Regions from separate parts of the Homo sapiens genome. Here all the other regions are linked to region 5. The links are chromatin contacts, found by Hi-C or POLR2A ChIA-PET in ENCODE. All regions are on one chromosome and are shown on one strand. Each heading gives the region's core, a stretch centred on a gene start or an enhancer-like site at or near the end of the contact. The rest is flanking DNA. Distances are from core to core; before and after follow the strand shown. Region 1 overlaps ALPK2 (alpha kinase 2). Region 2 overlaps ZNF532 (zinc finger protein 532). Region 3 has its middle 30 kb from the start of ATP8B1. Region 4 holds the start of NARS1 (asparaginyl-tRNA synthetase 1). Region 5 holds the start of POLI (DNA polymerase iota). Region 6 has its middle 25 kb from the start of CXXC1.

Region 1 (2,718 bases), core at 185-2,684, 4.3 Mb after region 5:
CACAGGCCACTGTAGCTTGCTGCAATATTTTCTCTTCTGACTTCTACCAGGGTGTGTGGGGAGAGAAAGAAGAGCTCTGAAATAAAACAGGCTAAAATTTGGTCTATAAATGGAATTTGGGACTGAAATGATTCCTCAGACAAAGTAGAATTAACTGCAATTTCAGGACTTTTTTTTTTTTTTTAACAGCATCATAGGTAGAGGTTGATCAAGGACTTTTGAGGCTTGAGTGGTCTGAAACCTAGAACAGAGACCTCAGAGGATTTTAGATTTAGATAAATGGGAAGGGTGAGTTGAAAAGAAATGTTACACTCAAATTTGGAAGAAAAAACCAAGGTTCAAGGAAGTTATTTTTAATGAAAAATCAGTGATTAAAGAGGAGAATCCCAATTTGTACCAAAATATTCATTTCCACAAATCCTGCTTAGTGCATGGTCTATTTCATTATACTAATTAGCTACACTGATTAATGCTTCTGTTTATATTTTTAAATAGATTTTGTAAAAGAGGATAATGAAACGGAAAAGCACCTTCATCACATTCCCCTCCAACAGACATGCCTACAGGCGGCCTTTATCAGTGGTTCTCAATCGTGGTTCTCCCGATAGATCACCTGGGAACTTGTTAGAAGTGCAAATTTCACACACTGGGGGAGGGGAGCAATCTGGGTTTTAACAAGTCCTCCAGGTGATTCTGATGCCACATGCTGAAGCCACTTGGCCACAACCATAGCATCAATGCCCACCTGGGGGACACTGGCCTTAATTGCAAAGGACCCTCGAGGACACAGGAACTGGATACCTGGTCTACAAGCCCAAACTTTAACAATGATGGACAGCAACAGAACCTCACCTCTTCCTTCTCTTTTGCAAGATGGCTTTTTTGGGTCTTGTTTCTCTTCTGTGTGTGATAATGATGTTTCGAGTTTGGGCATCTTTTTAAGAAAGGCTGAGTTCTTTCTGATATTTTCCTTTTCTTCCAGTTTCAGCCTCAGTGCTGCCACCCTGGACAAAATTTTCTTCTTTACTCCCTCAGCTAAATGTCCACTGCCTGGGGCTTCTGGCTTCCTCTTGACCTCCTCTGACCCCGTCACTGCTGTGAGGGTCCCTGGCGATTTGCCTGCTCGGGCTTCCAGGGACTTCTCTCTCTCCCTGGACTTTTTCGCACAGCCCAGGGTGCCCTTTTGACATGGATCCTGCAGTAATTTAGGGGCTTTCTCTAACTCACGTTCTCCTGAAATAAATGCCAAGGTCTTCGCTGAGGAGCTAGATGAGCTTGGGGGTTTGGTTTCCCCAATTTGAAGCACCTCTATTTTAGGTTCCTCCATTTTGTGGCTTATCAAAAAGTCTGTGACATTTCCTTCAGGAGATGAAGTACAAGGGAACCTGGTAAGATCAGGAGAAGAGGGCAAAGGTTTCCCACGCTCATTCTCAATAGTTCCCCTTTTCTGTGAAACAGGAAACACATACTGACGCTTTCTGGGCTCAACTATGTCATTTTCAGGGACGTCATGAATTTGGCCTGTGGAGTTGTGCGTGTCAACCCCAAGAGAAGCGTGAGTCATTATTGGAAGACAACTAGAAAGAGGTGAAGTGGGGGAAATCAATTCTGCTTTGTCCTTTTTGCTTTGCTCAGCCTCCCCTAAGCTCCCATCACTGCTTTCTTGTATTTGGCCTATGCTACATCCACTTGGAATTCTTTCACCGCCTTCGCTGGGTTGCAGGACTTGCCAAATGGCAGTTTTTGCCTCCTCAGGTTGAATTTGTTCAGCCTCCTGCTTCATACTGCCTTCTTGGCTTCTGCTGATTCTATTTTCACTCAGAATGGTTCCCTGGAGACATGGAACTTGCAAAATGGCCGGCTGGATTTCCGCTTCGTGGCCCATGTTTCCGTCATTTGATTGACCCCCTTCTCTGGCGCCCTGTGGTGTGGTTTCAGAGGGCTCTGGTTTTCCAGCCCTGGTGTACTCTATCACACTTATCTCATCAATGGGATCTACAGAGGACTCTAGGATTTTAGGGCAGGTCAGAAACTTTTTAAAGAAGGCAGTGTGATCCATCTTGAGTTGTTTTTCCTCCTGGTCTTGACTCACATTGTTAACATTTTCCTTCCCTCCAGTTTCAGAAGCCGCTGACAGTGAATCTGTGACAGATAACTCCTTTTCATCTACAGGGTCCACGGATGACTCCAGGAGTCTGGGTTGGCTGAAACCCCGGGAAGAAAGACTTCTCCAATGTACACTGATGGTGGGCTCTTCGCCTTTATGGCTTTCTCTGCTATCAGCAAGGGCTGACTCAGCATCCTCTGGACTGTGAGCCAATGCTGCTATTTCAGAGGGGGCCAATTCAGGCACAACAGCATCTGCCTTTAGACTATCAGGTACAGCCCAGACCTTGTCAGGAATTATGAGACCACCGTCTGATGCCTTGCTCTCAGAATTTGTCAGTTGTCGTGGTGGCCAGATTTCAGAAGCGGAAGCCTCTAGAGTTATAATCTTCAGCTTGTTGCCTGCCTCCCAATTTCCAGGTCTATATTCTTTAGACTCTTCCAAAAGGATATCAGAGAGAGATGGAACGTTGCTCAGAGCCTGACTGTCTTCTTCCCCAGCAGTTTCAGCCACCACGGAGACCCTCGTCCCCCAACCTGAGCGCTGCCCTGCTCCTTCCCTAGAGCTTGCGGGTGAGTGGGCCGTGGGCACCAAGTTTCTTTCCTCTTGTG
Region 2 (2,700 bases), core at 64-2,563, 4.7 Mb after region 5:
TTATGTTTTGGGGAAGGTTGATCTCAAGTGTATTTGTTTAAAGACTCCACCCAACGTTCACTCTTGGTGGTGAAGGCAGGGGACACAACTCTCTGGATGTTGGATTTACAGCATTAGTAAGTCTGTTCAATATAATTTAAAGCCTGATTATAAATGATTTTAGGATGTCTTAATGTTTCTGTTCCTAAAGCCTTTAAGAAAAGTCCATAGATTTCATCTGCATTTTCCATACAGGGTGCAGGTGATAGGTGATTTGAATACTTGCTATTTTGTAGCCTTTCCCATTCTGAAATTCACTTTCAGTTCACTCAGAGATGTAGGTGAAAGACAGCAGTGGCAGTGAAGGAAAGTGGGAGAATGAAAGGATCAGAGTGTGGAGAGATGACCACAGCCACTGAGGCAGGTGTGCTGTTGTTACTTTTGAAAAGAATGGCAAGGCAATCAGCTTGCATTTCCTAGTTTGGGACCACCATGCTTAGAATCAGATTGACTGAGGAGCTTTACAGAGACTCTCACTTGCACAGTATTTAAAAGAAAAAAATGTGTGTGTGTGTGTGTGTGTGTGTGTGTGTGTGTGTGTGTGTATGTATATAAATTTTTAAAGTGCCCACTTGGCCGGGTGCAGTGGCTCACGCCTGTAATCCTAACACTTTCAGAGGCTGAGGCAGGAGGATTGCTAGAGCCCAGAGCTTGAGGCTGCAGTGAGCCGCAGTCGTGTCACTGCACTCCAGTGTGGGCAACAGAGTGAGACCCTGTCTCAAAAAAAAAAAAAAAAAAAAATTTAAAAGGTGCTCACCCACACAACCTGGAACCTAGCCATGTGTATGAAATGTGTGGTAGGGCATAATTGCCCCCCTTAATCTCCCTGAAACTTGTTTAGATAACTTTGTGAAATAAAACGTTACATCTCCATGTTGTTTCTGTCTTCGTGCTGTACTGTGGTGATGGCCATTAGTTAAGGGGATAAAAATACTGAAATACTGTCTAGTTTGCATAGTTCATTGCCAGATGGTTTCATTTTCATTCTTTTACTGTTAGAGTTCATCCTGTTGTCATTAGGCATGCCTTACTACAAAGTCTCTTATTTAATCTAAATGTAGGGATATAATAGATTTTTATCCTTTTAAAACTCATCTTTTAGCTATGGCGACTTTGACTTCCTGCCAAAATCCTGTTACCCTAGCAACAGGTAAAAAATTTTTTAAAAAACCAGTTTCTCCTATCTTTTTTGGCTTAGAACTTATTTGTGATCTCAAGGTTTTAGGAGAAATATCTTTAAATCAGTTGCATGTTCTCTTCTATCTCTGGTTGACTGTTAGAGAGTGATGGCTTCTCACTTGATTCTGCATTTGTGTCAGATGTGATTAAAAGGCACATTAAGAGTTTGTATATTCATGCTAGAAATGTATATCACTGCTGGCTTTATGAAACTTATTTTTCATTAGTTTTGGCCACTGGAATTGATATTTTGTTTGTGTGTGTGTGTGTGTGTGTGTGTGTGTGTGTGTGTGTGTGTGTATACACAGTTTTTCTTTTTTTTTTTAGACAGAGTCTCGCTCTGTCGCTCAGGCTGGAGTGCAGTGGCGTGATCATAGCTCAGTGCTACCTCACACTCTTGGTCACGAGCAATCTGCCAGCCTCAGCCTCCTGAGTAGCAGGGACTACAGGTGAACACCACCATGCCTGGCTAATTTTTATTGATTTTCATTTTTTTGTAGGGAGTTCGGGGTAGAGGGAGTTGTCTTTGTTGCCCAGGCTTGTCTCAAACTCCTGGCCTCAAGTGATCCTCCAGCCTTGGCCTCCCAAAGTGCCAGGATTACAGATGTGCGCCATCACACCTGGCCTATAATTTTATTATATTCTAAATATTTTTACTTCATATATTTCTTATATATTTATATACTATAGATCATATATAATACATATTTCTTATACTATATAAATCTATAATTTTTAATACTAACTTTTATTATAATTTATATTTTATTAGTTTATTTGATATTTTATTAGTATGGTTTACTATATGTAGTTTTCTGAAGTCCTCCACTTGATTTAATAAGAACTTTTTTTAATGTAAGGCTATAAATGTGTTGTAAAAAGGATGTTGAAAATTTTTGGTTCAGAGCATATTAAAGTACATATTGAACTATTGGTGATTTTGGTAGCTTGTGGCTAAATTGGAAGGCGGGGTGTTAAGGATACTGGGGCTAACACTGTCTGAGGGCTTACCCTACTTACTATCTCATTGCAGCAGGCTCCTGAGGGGAGACAGTTACGAATCCCACTTTTAGGTGAGGAAATGAAGCCTGAGAAAGGTTCAATAACTTACCCCAGGGTTTTGCAGCCTGCCAGAGGCAGGTTTCTAGCCCAGACTCTGCAGTTTGCACAGAATGAAAGCTGACATTTCAAAAGCTGCTTAATTTTAGTCTCCTTGAATCTTTCAATATAGATGTGGGACAGTTAGCAGATATGTCTTTCCATCCAGTTTTTACTTCTGCTTTTGATGTAGTCATTTTCATTTCATTTAGGTGTTCAATCTTGGTTAAAGTTGGTTATGCCATCATTAACTGGACGTGTGTGTAGTTTTGGAAGACTGTGAATGTCCTGGTTTTATATTCCTTAGCTGGGGTCTGATGCTTTCTGGAATTACTTGCAGTTGCTGTTAACAGCATCATGGTGTCGTTAATTAATTGGGCAAAT
Region 3 (2,700 bases), core at 64-2,563, 3.6 Mb after region 5:
CAATCCTCTTCTAAGACAGAAAAGTTCTCCAAGTCCCCACTCGACCCAGGAAGTCCAGCTGGCTTCACCTCTCAGAAGGAGTCTCTGAGCAGAAAGGACCAGCTGGTGGAGAACGCACCGAGTTTTATAGTCCAGTTTGAGGAGGTGTTGTCTGATTTACTAGGCCTCACAGATTGGTTCCATCATGTATGACATTTACAAAGCTCTCTGGGAAGGCTTGTCGCCCTACCCTAATCTTCTTATGCAAATGGACTTTCCAGTTGATGGGGGCCATATTATCTGCTTCTTACCGTACACGTGGCTGGCAGAGAAGGCAAGATGGAGCCACCATCTTGAAAAGGTCTAGTCCTTAGTTCCTGCTGGCATTCATCTGTGCAGCAAGCTGCCAGCTTGCTTGTCTATGTCTGCAGCTCAACTTTTATCAGCTGCTCTTTGTTAGAAAATTATTTGGGGCTGCTTTTCATTAAAAGGAAAGCCCTACCAAGGACTCCCATGCCCTTGCTATCTCCCTAAGTAATTCCTTTTTACCTCCTATATCACCACAAGCCAGCTTTCCTGGGAGTCCCCTAGTTTCTCTCCAGGCCCTAGGTCACTTCCTATCACCACTGAATCTGTCAGCATCTTTTTGGTGCACTCAGGCCTCCTGGCTCTCCTCCTCAGTATAGCCTTGAATTAATCACCAACTTATCACATAGTGAACAGATGTAGCCTTTTCCAAATCACTCAGGGTCTTCATTCTGAACCCAAATCACCACTCTGTGCTTTAAAATATCTCTCCCTTGCAGTTTGGTGTGGGTGTAGGACTACATTCTGGCCAATGGAGCTTGAGCAGAAGTGATACATGCAACTTTCAAGTCATGCCCCGTGCCCGTTCTTTTCTTTCTGCAGGAGGGAATACAGATGAATTGGCAGGATCAGGAGCAGCCATGTTGCACCAAGAGAAGATGAAAAAAGCATATGTTGCAGATTGCAAAGTAACTAGGTAAGCATTTGAGTCCCTAAAACTATTCCTGGTATGACTGGTAGCGGCATACTAGCTTGGACTTTTTTGTGTCAGAGAAATAAACCTTCATCTCACTTAAATCAGTATTATTTGGGGCCACTCTCTCTGTAGTAGGAGTGAAACTAGTATCCTAACTAATTTAACTGTCAAAAGAAAAAAAAATATGAGGCGAGAAAATAAGGAATCAAGAAACAAAAGTCAAGTTTTACTCACTTCATAGCTTGGCTCAAAAGCAACTTTAAATATGTGAGAAATGCAACAAATGATAATCATGCATACAGAGAAATTCCTCAAGTGACAAATGCTTTTACTTTCATTTCCTTTCTTGAAAATTGACAGAGTAAGATTCAGATGCATGTACTGACACTCACGTCAGTAACATCGGCTCAGGTTAGACTTTGGTCGTCTTATCCTTCGACTACCTAAGGGACTCATGGCCAGTATATTTTACAACCCCCAGTGCCAGTTACTGAATTCTCACCTGAGAATGAATTCCCTAAGTCTGTAATGTTTCATCATCTTGCAACACAGATAAGCCTGTGTTTAGAGCAGGCTTTTCCATATGAGTCCCTCCTCTTTCACACTGGGGCTGAGTAGAAGGTGATTGACCTGCCTGAGACTTTATCAGTTTGGAGTTCATGTTCCATGTGGTGTTGGAGGGAGCAATGGAGGCTGTGAAATCAGACATCCTGCTTTTTGACAGGGTTGTTTGATGACTCACCCAAGCCATTTTTTATTCTCGGTGCATATTCTAGTTTCCCTTCTCCCGACAGTAGCCTGATGCACCTGTGCTTGCACTGTCCTTAAGCCTGTTGCTATTGTTATGTGGTGTCACTGAGCCCAACACTGCGTGCGTGTGTGTGTGTGTGTGTGTGTGTGTGTGTGTTGAAAGGGGTAGGAAAGTGAGGATGATTTTCAACCATTAAACCCTTAAGGGGCCATCTTCTGAAGCCTGGCATCATCATTTTTGTTCTCAAGAACATTTAAGTCAAAAATAACAAGGTTCCTTTTGCTCATCTTCAAATTATTTTACTTGTTTGATCCAACTGCTAACTAGAAGGTGAATTCTTTCTGCTGTCATTTCATAATTCTAGTGTATTAAAAAGAGATGGGGGCTGGGCACGGTGGCTCATGCCTGTAATCCCAGCACTTTGGGAGGTCAAGGTGGGAGGATCACTTGAGGCCAGGAGTTCAAGACCAGCCTGAGCAACATAGCAAGGCCTCCTACAAAAAATTTTAAAAATTAGCTGGGCATGGTGACACCCACCTGTAGTCCCAGCTGCTTGGGAGGCTGAGGCAGGAGGATTGCTTGAGCCCAGGAGTTTAAGGTTGCAATGAGCTTCAAGTTTTTATACCTTCAATCATACCATTTGTGGCTTAGGAACCCCTAATATATTACATGGAGGGTAATGTAGACACCAAGAAAATGATTGAAAACAATTTATGCCTAAATACATTTGTATTCTTCTTTAGAGAAACCTAGTAGACAAACTAAAAGCTACTAAGCAAATAAATCAAGGTACTGTATTTTACAAAATGACTCAATTTATGCATCATTTAAAGAGTGTGGATCCCTTGGGAACTTTAAACATGGTTGCATTAGTTAAACAGTTGCTTCATTCAGATCCCTCTAGGAACTTGGGCAGCACAAGGGAAGGGGGGCCTCTGTTCCTACTGTGTGGTCCTGGTGATCTGTG
Region 4 (2,700 bases), core at 70-2,569, 3.4 Mb after region 5:
CATAACTCATTAATAAATGCAGTCTCATTTTCCTAATGAGAAGAGACTCTACCTTTAGACCTGTTTTAAATGGTTTCTCCTTGGTTCCATCTCCCGTGGCATCGCTTCCCTCTCGGTCAGAGACGTACAGCTCTGCTGTTTGACAAAATGAGGGTAAGTTATGGTCTGGCCATTAACTATTAGTCACCTTACTACTTTATTCATTCCTTATCTTTGTAAACAGAACAAGCATCGATTAATAAAAATTGAGGTCCATAAGTAATTAATATCCTAGTTATTTCCCCACTCCATTTCAATAACATCCATCTCATAAAAACATTAGTTAATAATCCAGGTTTTCAAAATGAACTCTGATCATTTTAATTTGTGATATTTATTCTATCTAATTGGGCACCCAAAAATAAAATATGGGCTTTGAAGTTGATCAGACATACGCTGGAATGTTGGATTTTGTACCTTAAAAGGCAGGGTGACTCTGGAGAATTTACTTAACCTTTCTGAGCTTATTTCTTTACCTATAAAATAGGAAAAACAATCCCCATCTTGAAAGGCTGTGCTGAGGATGAAATAAAATAACACATACAAATCAGATATCCCAGTGCCAGTTTTTGTAGAGATGGCAAATAAACACCAGCTCCCTCTGGACTTTAAAGGAAACAGAAGCTCTGAGGTTAGAAAATTTCAGAAGGCCTCACAACTAGTAGGTCTGAACAGTTAACATCCATCCAGGTCTCTCTCTTTTTTTTTTTTTTTTTCCTACTGCACAGTATGGTCTCCCCGGAAACCTCAATAAAAAAATGAGGGTGGGAGAAAAACAACTAGAATCCTAAAGCCCCTTCCTGACGATCACTTTGAAGAACTGCAGGAGTAGGGGCTACCCTGTGTCTGAACCCGTCCCAGCGCCTGAGTCTCAGCGCAATCGGGAGGTTTCGCAGCGGGGCAGGGGAAGGGCCCGGAGCCACCGCCATCGCAGCCCGGGGGAACGACGGACTCGGGGAAGCCCGGCCTGGCCCTTCAAGTCCCGGGCCCAGCAAAGGCCAGCACCCTCCCTCCCTCCCTCCCTGCAATCGGTCCCCAAACATTCGCGGGGCGCCCACTCTGGTAGGCACTAAGGAAAGCGCCGAAACCCGACTGGAGCAGAGTTCCTGCCCCAGGCAGGGAACACCGCGCCATACACTGAGTCTCACCCACCTAGCACCATGCCTGCAGTGGCCCTGGTCACCTCCAAGGACACAGACTGCAACACCGACGCCGTCTTATGACTCCAACGTGCACCGGCGGTTTCCGCGATTCCGGCGTTGCATCAGAGAGCGTAGATCTGAGGGCGCCTGCGAGAATCGGCCGAGCGCCGCGGTTCCATTGGTTACGAGAGGTGGGCGAGCGGCGCCGGGGCCGCCATCTTTGGTGAGGGCAGAGGCAACTTCCGGATCCAGAGACGCCCCGCCCCACGCGTTTGTGCAGCTCGGAAGGCGCTGCCTGTCCCGGAGCTCCGCGGCCCTGGAGACCCTGGCACAGTGTCACTTTTGCACCCTTCCTTCCCCGCCTCCCCAACTTTCCTTTCTGAATCTTCCAATTCCGCCCCAGCTGGAGGCGTGCGGGTCCTCTTGCAAACCAGACCAAGGATGTCGCCCCGATCCCCAGATGGTGGAGGCTGGTTGAGTTCATGTCACCAGCAAACACCGCGCCAGCTGCGAGACGGGGTGCGCGGCGGTGGAGGGGACGCAGCGGGTTGCGTAAACTTCCTTTTTTTTTTTTTTTTTTTTGAGACGGAGTCTCGCTCTGTCACCCAGGCTGGAGTGCAGTGGCGCGATCTCGGCTCACCGCACCCTCCACCTCCCGGGTTCAAGCGATTCTTCTGCCTCAGCCTCCCGAGTAGCTGGGATTACAGGCCTGTGCCACCATGCCCAGCTAATTTTTGTATTTTTAGTAAAGACGGGGTTTCACCATCTTAGTCAAGCTGGTCTCGAACTCCTGACCTTGTGATCCGCCCACCTCGGCCTCCCAAAGTGCTGGGATTACAGGCGTGAGCCATCGCGCCCGGCCAGATGCGTTAACTTTCTAAACTCCGTGAGCCAGCGTCCCTCGGTGTTCAGGAGAGGAGCTATGGTATATGTTCATTTAAAATTGTAAGGATTACCGTTAGGAAGGCCATAATAATGTGGTGGAAAGAACGAGGGCTTCGGAATACAAACCTGGGTTCTGCCTTTTACTAACCGTGTGTCTTCAGATAAATTACCTAAACTGAATGAGCTTCATTCAGCGAGTTGGGACCGATTGCAGGGAGGGAGGGAGGGTCCTGGCCCTTGCTGGGCCCGGGACTTGAAGGGCCAGGCCGGGCTTCCCCGAGTCCGTTGTTCCCCGGGCTGCGATGGCGGTGGCTCCGGCCCCTGCCCCTGCCCCGCTGCGAAACATCCCGATTGCGCCGAGAGTCAGGCGCTGAGAGGGGTTTATCTGTGTCTTCAGATAAATTACCTAATCTGAATGAGCTTCAGTTTTTCTATTTGTGAAAGATGATATAAATTCACTGCCCGGGCATGTAAGAGGTGCTAATAAAGGGTCTGTCATCATTTTCAACTTTTTTTTACTTTTTTGGTGGGCTTTTTTTTTTTTTGGAGACTGGGTCTTCTCTGTTGCTCAGGCTGGAGTGCAGTGGTGCTATCATAGCTCACGGCAGCCTCGAACTCCTGGGCTCAAGTGAGC
Region 5 (2,700 bases), core at 174-2,673:
AGGAAAACACGCTCAGGGCTCCCACTGATTCTACCTCATTATCTATTAAAATGTAATAATAATAGAAATAAAGTGCACAACAAATGTAACGCACTTGGATCATCCCAAAACCATCCCCCTCCCTTCTGTCTGTGGAAAAATTGTCTTCCATGAAACCAGCCCCTGGTGCCAAAAAGGTTGGGAATGGCTGCTTTAAAGGGTTTCTCAAGGTTCTAATATTTTATTTGATAAGAAGTAGAATCATATAAAAAACCAAACATATGTGTTAATTTGGGTATTTATACAGATATAGTGTATATACATACATACAGGCATGGAGGAATTTCCAAATTTCCTCTATTGTAAAACATACACATACACACACCAACACACACATGCACACATGGTATCCTAATAGAAGGCAAGGAGAATAGACATTTACTGAGCACTTCCTATGTGCCACATGTTTTATATACATTAGGATATTACAGTATATGGTAGCTTTTATCCATTCATTCAATCTCAATACTTTTTTTTTTTTTTAAGAGTAGAGCAACTGAGGCTCACAGCAGTTATGTAACCTGCCCAAAGTCACACAGCATGATGGAGGGTCTGGATTGGAGATTTTGTCTGACTACAACACTCATGTATCAAATCCTATTCAGTTTTGATGTTAAAAATTCTGTGGTTGAATTCGTCACAGTGTCTTTAAATAAAACAACAACAAACAAAACACAGCAAACCTTAACATAGTTGCTAATCATATGAGTTTACAAGGCCACCTGTGTCTTTACTATCAGTTACACTCCTTCCCACCCCATCACATTAATCACTCAGGTCTAGGGATTTGCAAGTTTGCTAACAGCCGAATGGAACAAAGACAAAACGCTAAAATTTGTGATGTGGGCCTAACTCCAAAGCCTTCAAGAAAAAAAAAAAAAGGCCAGGCGCAGTGGCTCATGCCTGTGATCTCAACACTTTGGGAGGCCTAGGAGGGTGGATCACCTGAGGACAGGAGTTCGAAACCAGCCTGACCAACATGGTGAAACCTCGTCTCTACTAAATACAAAAAAATTAGCTGGGCGTGATGGCGCATGCCTGTTAATCCCAGCTACTTGGGAGGCTGAGGCAGGAGAATCGCTTGAATCCGGGAGGCAGAGGTTGCAGTGAGCCGGTATTGCGTCACTGTTGCCCACTCCAGCCTGAGCAACAAGAACGAAACTCCGTCTCAAAAAAAAAAAAAATAGCCATTTGTGCTTTCAATCTCTCCGCTTCCGGCCTCCACCCGGCGGGAAAAAACTCCCGCACGTGGGCCTCCACGATTCCTTGGCATGCGTGTCACTCTGGGCAACAGGCTGGTCGGCCACGACTGCGCAGGCGAGAGGCACAGAGCGACTGGAGACTGTAGTCCCCCGGTTTCCCTGGAGACCAGGCGGAAGCGGCCGGAAGTAGCGCTGCGGTTGGCAGCGGCGGGATGGAGAAGCTGGGGGTGGAGCCGGAGGAGGAAGGCGGCGGCGACGACGACGAGGAAGACGCCGAGGCCTGGGCCATGGAACTGGCGGACGTGGGGGCGGCAGCCAGCTCGCAGGGTGCGCCGCAGCCAGAGGAGCCAGCGGCCTCCTTGGGTGTAAATGAGAAGGGTGGGGCAGGCGGACGCTCGGGGCGGCGGCCACTGGGGCGCGACCGTCCCCGCCCCACTCGGCTCCTCTAAGAGAGGGCTGCCTCCCTCTGCCTTGTGTTACGCGGCGGGTACCTCTAGAGGAATGGCTTCACCCAGCAGGAGTAGGGTGGGGCGCGTCCACACTACAAATACGTGTCGAGGGTTTATCTGCGCCGTCCTTTCCTCTGTGAGGGGCGAGGTGGGGCGGGAATCCCTCAGCCAGCCCGACGAAAACTGCAGAGGCTTCTGGGCCTTTTAACTTTGGAGAAGTTGAGGACCTTGTCGCTCATTTGGCAGAAGGTGGGACCCGGATCTCAGTCCTGGCAGGAAGGGATGGCTCAGAACCTAGGCGGAGTCAGGTCCGCTGTGGTCACGTCTCCGGTGACCCACTTCCAGCTCTGGTCTTTACCTTGTACCGCCCACCTCAGGGCCTGGATGTAAAGGCACCGGTTCTCATTTCCTGCTGGTTTTGTTTCATTCATTAATTTAGAGACAAGGTCTCCCTGCAGCCTCGAACCCCTGGGCTCAAGTGATCCTCCGCCCCAGCCTCTCCGTCCCGAGTAGCTGGGACAGCAGGCACGTGCCACCACACCTGGCTGATTTTCAGATTTTTTTAGATCAGGTGTAGCTGTGTTGTCCAGGCTGGTCTCAAACTCCAGCCACAAGCGATCCTTCCACCTCAGCTTCGAAAAGTATTGGGATTACAGTAGTTAGCCATCGTGCCTGGCCTTTTAAATTTTGGAACTTTAGGTTTACCTGAAAGTTGCAGAGCTAGATCCCCCTAGTGTTAACATAAACTCAGTACATTTGTCAAAACTAGGAAATTAACATTGGTATAATACTATTAATTGAACTACACGCTTTATTAATATTCTACCAGTTTTTCTGCTAACGTTCATTTTCTGTTCCAGGATCCCAACCAGAATATTGTATTGTATTTTGCCTGTCTTGTTTTTAGCCAGTGTTGAGAGAAGGAGTCGCCTCTGTCATTCCCTCCCCGACAAATAATGACCTAACAACTTTTTAAAATCAAAGAACTATTCAGTCTTTCAATTTAGTGA
Region 6 (2,700 bases), core at 30-2,529, 4.0 Mb before region 5:
TAGGACAGAAACTTTCAAGGTACTTCTTGCCAGGGGTAAGACTGAAGCTAATATCTAGAATTCAATTACAAAATCGCACTTTGGTTCCTCCATGCTAACTTGAGGTTGAACACAGAACTCTAGAGCACAGACAAAATCAATATCTGCATGTGTTGCGGCTTCCTAAGGCCAGCTCCAGTTTTGATGATTTGCCAGAAGGGCACACATGACTTAGCACATAGTCATAATCATGGCTAAGATTTGCTGCAATGAAAAGATACAAGGCAAAATGAGCAAAGGTAAAAGGCACATGAGGCAAAGTCCAAAGGACCACAGGCACAAGTTTCCAAGAGTTCTCTCCCAGTGGAGTTGCACAAGACATACTTCCTCTAGCAATGAGTGTGACAATGTGTGATATGTTATCGGGGTGTCATTAGAGACTGTCCCTAAGGCTTTTACTGGGAGCTGGACATATAGGCATTCCCTGCCTACCATGTACCATGATTCCAGATACCCAGATGGAAAGCAGTTGTTCAGCATAAACCATACTGTCCACACAGTCTAGGCACAGTGAGCCACCCTTATCATTTAGGGAAAGTGTTTTATTTTATTTTACTTTTTTAGAGGCAGGGTCCTGCTCTGTCACCCAGGCTGGAGTGTAGGGGTTTGATCAGAACTCACTGCAGCGTTAAACTCCCAGGCTCAAGCAATCCTCCTGTCTCAGCCTCATAGTAGCTAGGACTACAGATGTGTGCCACCACACCTGACCAATTTATAAAATATTTTTGTAGAGACGGAGTGTTGCTATATTGCCTAGAACTTCTGAACTTCTGACGTCAAGCAATCCTCCTGCCTCAGCCTCCCAAGGTTATAGGATTACAGGCATGAACCACTGTGCCCGACCAAGGGAAAGTTTTATATCAGTGTAGGTACCTGTTTACCAGTTAAGTTCCCAGATGTCAGCCAAGGGCCAACTTTGCAAGCAGGCCTTTCTAAGAATAGCAGTCTCAGGTCTGCTTTGCTAGTTCTTTTCTACACATTGTATTATATACTGATGCATATTTTTACCAACATATAAGGGTATGACTGATGTGTATCCACTCTTAAGGCTGTTATTTCTGTAAATTGGCATTTCCAAATTCTTTTTAATATTCTCACGTTAGTATTCTCTCAGTTGCTTTATTTTATTCTTACATTTTAGTTTTTCCTCTCTCATTCTGTCTTCTTGAAACCATCCTCATAATAACATGCCAGGTTTTGGGCTGAAGGGCAGTCAAGCATTAATCAGGCTACACTTTGGCCCACTTCGCTGTAATTGCTAACTAACCGAAAGTCACGTAGGCCAGAACACAGACCATGAACTTCCTCATTGTTCCTATAGATAGCATCTTTAGCATTAGAAGTCTGAAACTTTCCATTCAAGATGATTTTCAGATTCTGAATTCTTTTTTAAAAATTGTATTATTATTATTTTTAGAGACAAGATGTTGCTCTGTCACTCAGGCTGGAGTACAGTGGCATGATCACAGTTCACTGCAGCCTCTAAACTTCTGGGCTCAAGTGATCTTTCCACCTCAGCCTCCCAAGTAGCTGGGACTATAGGTGCTTACCACCGCACCCAACTAACTTTATTTTATTTTTGTAGGAACAGAATCTTGTTCTGTTGCCCAGGCTGCTCTTGAACTCTTGGCTTCAAGAGATCCTCTTGCCTTGGCCTCCAAAAGTGCTGGGATGAATCTCTGTCATGGTGGCATGAGCCACCATGCCTGGCCCAGATCCTGAATTCTAGCAGGACAGCTCATGCCCACCAGTCTGAAGACACCAAAAGGAGAACTGACTCAATGCAAGAATGCAATTTCTTTAGTTCCATGACGTCACCCTTCATTCTTCAACCAATCAGTGATCCTTATACCTTGGCCCACTAACCATCCAAACCCCTTAAAATCCCTAGATCCTAAACTCCTTGAGGAGGTGGATTTGAGGTTTCCTCCAGTCTCCTTGTTTGGCTGCCTTGTGATTAAACCTCTTTCTCTGCTGCAATTCTTTGTGTCTTGGTGTATTTACTTACCACACATTGGACATTTTACCAAGAACTAAAAATAGAACTACCATTTGACCCAGCAGTCCCACTACTGGGCATCTACTCAAAGGAAAAGAAATCATTCTATCAAAAAGACACCTGTACTCCTATGTTTATTGCAGTACTATTCAAAATAGCAAAGTCTATTTATGTTATAATCAGATTTGTATTACAACTGTTTTATATTACAATAGCTTTATATTATAAATATAATTATGTAACCTATATATAGTACTCAGTTACAATTGTTTGTGTGTGTGTAACTATGTCTGTGTTGTAAAAATTATTCTACCAAAATGGGAATGGTAGGTAGAAAGTATATGCAGATAATTTTGTCTAACAATTTTGTCTTTCATTTTTGTCCAACAAATGCACTGTTTACCTTTTGCCACCGTACTCTCTGCCTCAGAGGGCTGACCTTTGTGGACTGTTTCATGAGTAGCCTTTGACTTTTGGCTTACAGCTGGTTTAATCACTGGGGAGGATCACCAGGAGACCTAGAGACTGGGAGGTGAATGAGGGAGGGTGGTTGCTGTCCTGGGAAGTGAATGAGGGAGGGTGCTTACTGTCCCAGATCTTTCCCTGTCGATTCTCTATGGGTTACCAAGTACCCTAGCAAATTTCACAGCTCCTCTCAGATG

The links. Hi-C counts contacts between places; a loop is a spot of excess contacts on that map. ChIA-PET counts read pairs that join two places held with the same protein, here RNA polymerase II (POLR2A). Pooled maps may share reads with other maps.
Region 1: a pooled map shows a loop between it and region 5 (2.4-fold over the local background). The contact joins the enhancer-like site here to the promoter of POLI in region 5. A Hi-C loop is called at or near these places in 2 of 37 single-sample maps with no recorded cell type and 6 of 50 pooled maps.
Region 2: a map with no recorded cell type shows a loop between it and region 5 (7-fold over the local background). The contact joins the enhancer-like site here to the promoter of POLI in region 5. A Hi-C loop is called at or near these places in 1 of 168 maps with a recorded cell type or tissue (GM12878), 2 of 37 single-sample maps with no recorded cell type and 2 of 50 pooled maps.
Region 3: a loop to region 5 is called in a map with no recorded cell type, with 8 times the contacts of the local background. The contact joins the enhancer-like site here to the promoter of POLI in region 5. A Hi-C loop is called at or near these places in 5 of 37 single-sample maps with no recorded cell type and 7 of 50 pooled maps.
Region 4: a pooled map shows a loop between it and region 5 (9-fold over the local background). The contact joins the promoter of NARS1 here to the promoter of POLI in region 5. A Hi-C loop is called at or near these places in 1 of 168 maps with a recorded cell type or tissue (B cell) and 9 of 50 pooled maps. POLR2A ChIA-PET finds 5 or more read pairs at or near these places in 1 of 52 experiments (HepG2).
Region 6: a loop to region 5 is called in a map with no recorded cell type, with 6 times the contacts of the local background. The contact joins the enhancer-like site here to the promoter of POLI in region 5. A Hi-C loop is called at or near these places in 3 of 37 single-sample maps with no recorded cell type and 3 of 50 pooled maps.

Annotation. Positions count from the first base shown.
Region 1 is chr18:58,533,982-58,536,699 of GRCh38, forward strand. It overlaps ALPK2 (alpha kinase 2), which reads right to left. Exons shown (of 13, transcript NM_052947.4): 5 at 853-2,718. Among named protein-coding and RNA genes, the nearest start is that of ALPK2-AS1, 22 kb to the right of the region's middle. RefSeq lists enhancers at 819-1,218, 1,319-1,368, 1,361-2,560, 1,479-1,698, 1,759-1,958 and 1 more. Within about 2 kb of position 1,435, at least 3 of the 41 ENCODE cell types and tissues checked have a DNase peak (open chromatin) inside an H3K27ac peak, as active enhancers do.
Region 2 is chr18:58,963,063-58,965,762 of GRCh38, forward strand. The region is part of intron 7 of ZNF532 (zinc finger protein 532); the gene reads left to right. Among named protein-coding and RNA genes, the nearest start is that of ZNF532, 100 kb to the left of the region's middle. Within about 2 kb of position 1,314, at least 4 of the 41 ENCODE cell types and tissues checked have a DNase peak (open chromatin) inside an H3K27ac peak, as active enhancers do; they include GM12878, where a contact is called at or near this core.
Region 3 is chr18:57,832,223-57,834,922 of GRCh38, forward strand. No RefSeq gene overlaps it. Among named protein-coding and RNA genes, the nearest start is that of ATP8B1, 30 kb to the left of the region's middle. RefSeq lists a silencer at 555-849 and enhancers at 1,227-1,426, 1,467-1,556, 1,597-1,646. Within about 2 kb of position 1,314, at least 6 of the 41 ENCODE cell types and tissues checked have a DNase peak (open chromatin) inside an H3K27ac peak, as active enhancers do.
Region 4 is chr18:57,620,517-57,623,216 of GRCh38, forward strand. It overlaps NARS1 (asparaginyl-tRNA synthetase 1), which reads right to left and starts at 1,320. Exons shown (of 14, transcript NM_004539.4): 1 at 1,192-1,320; 2 at 53-135. The coding sequence starts at 1,201. RefSeq lists enhancers at 1,169-1,873, 1,254-1,593.
Region 5 is chr18:54,268,094-54,270,793 of GRCh38, forward strand. POLI (DNA polymerase iota) reads left to right here and starts at 1,424. Exons shown (of 10, transcript NM_007195.3): 1 at 1,424-1,568. The coding sequence starts at 1,454. It overlaps LOC124904307 (a long non-coding RNA gene), which reads right to left and starts at 1,812. Exons shown (of 2, transcript XR_007066379.1): 1 at 1,733-1,812. RefSeq lists enhancers at 786-935, 1,196-1,325, 1,856-1,905 and a silencer at 1,536-1,785.
Region 6 is chr18:50,311,577-50,314,276 of GRCh38, forward strand. No RefSeq gene overlaps it. Among named protein-coding and RNA genes, the nearest start is that of CXXC1, 25 kb to the left of the region's middle. Within about 2 kb of position 1,280, at least 3 of the 41 ENCODE cell types and tissues checked have a DNase peak (open chromatin) inside an H3K27ac peak, as active enhancers do.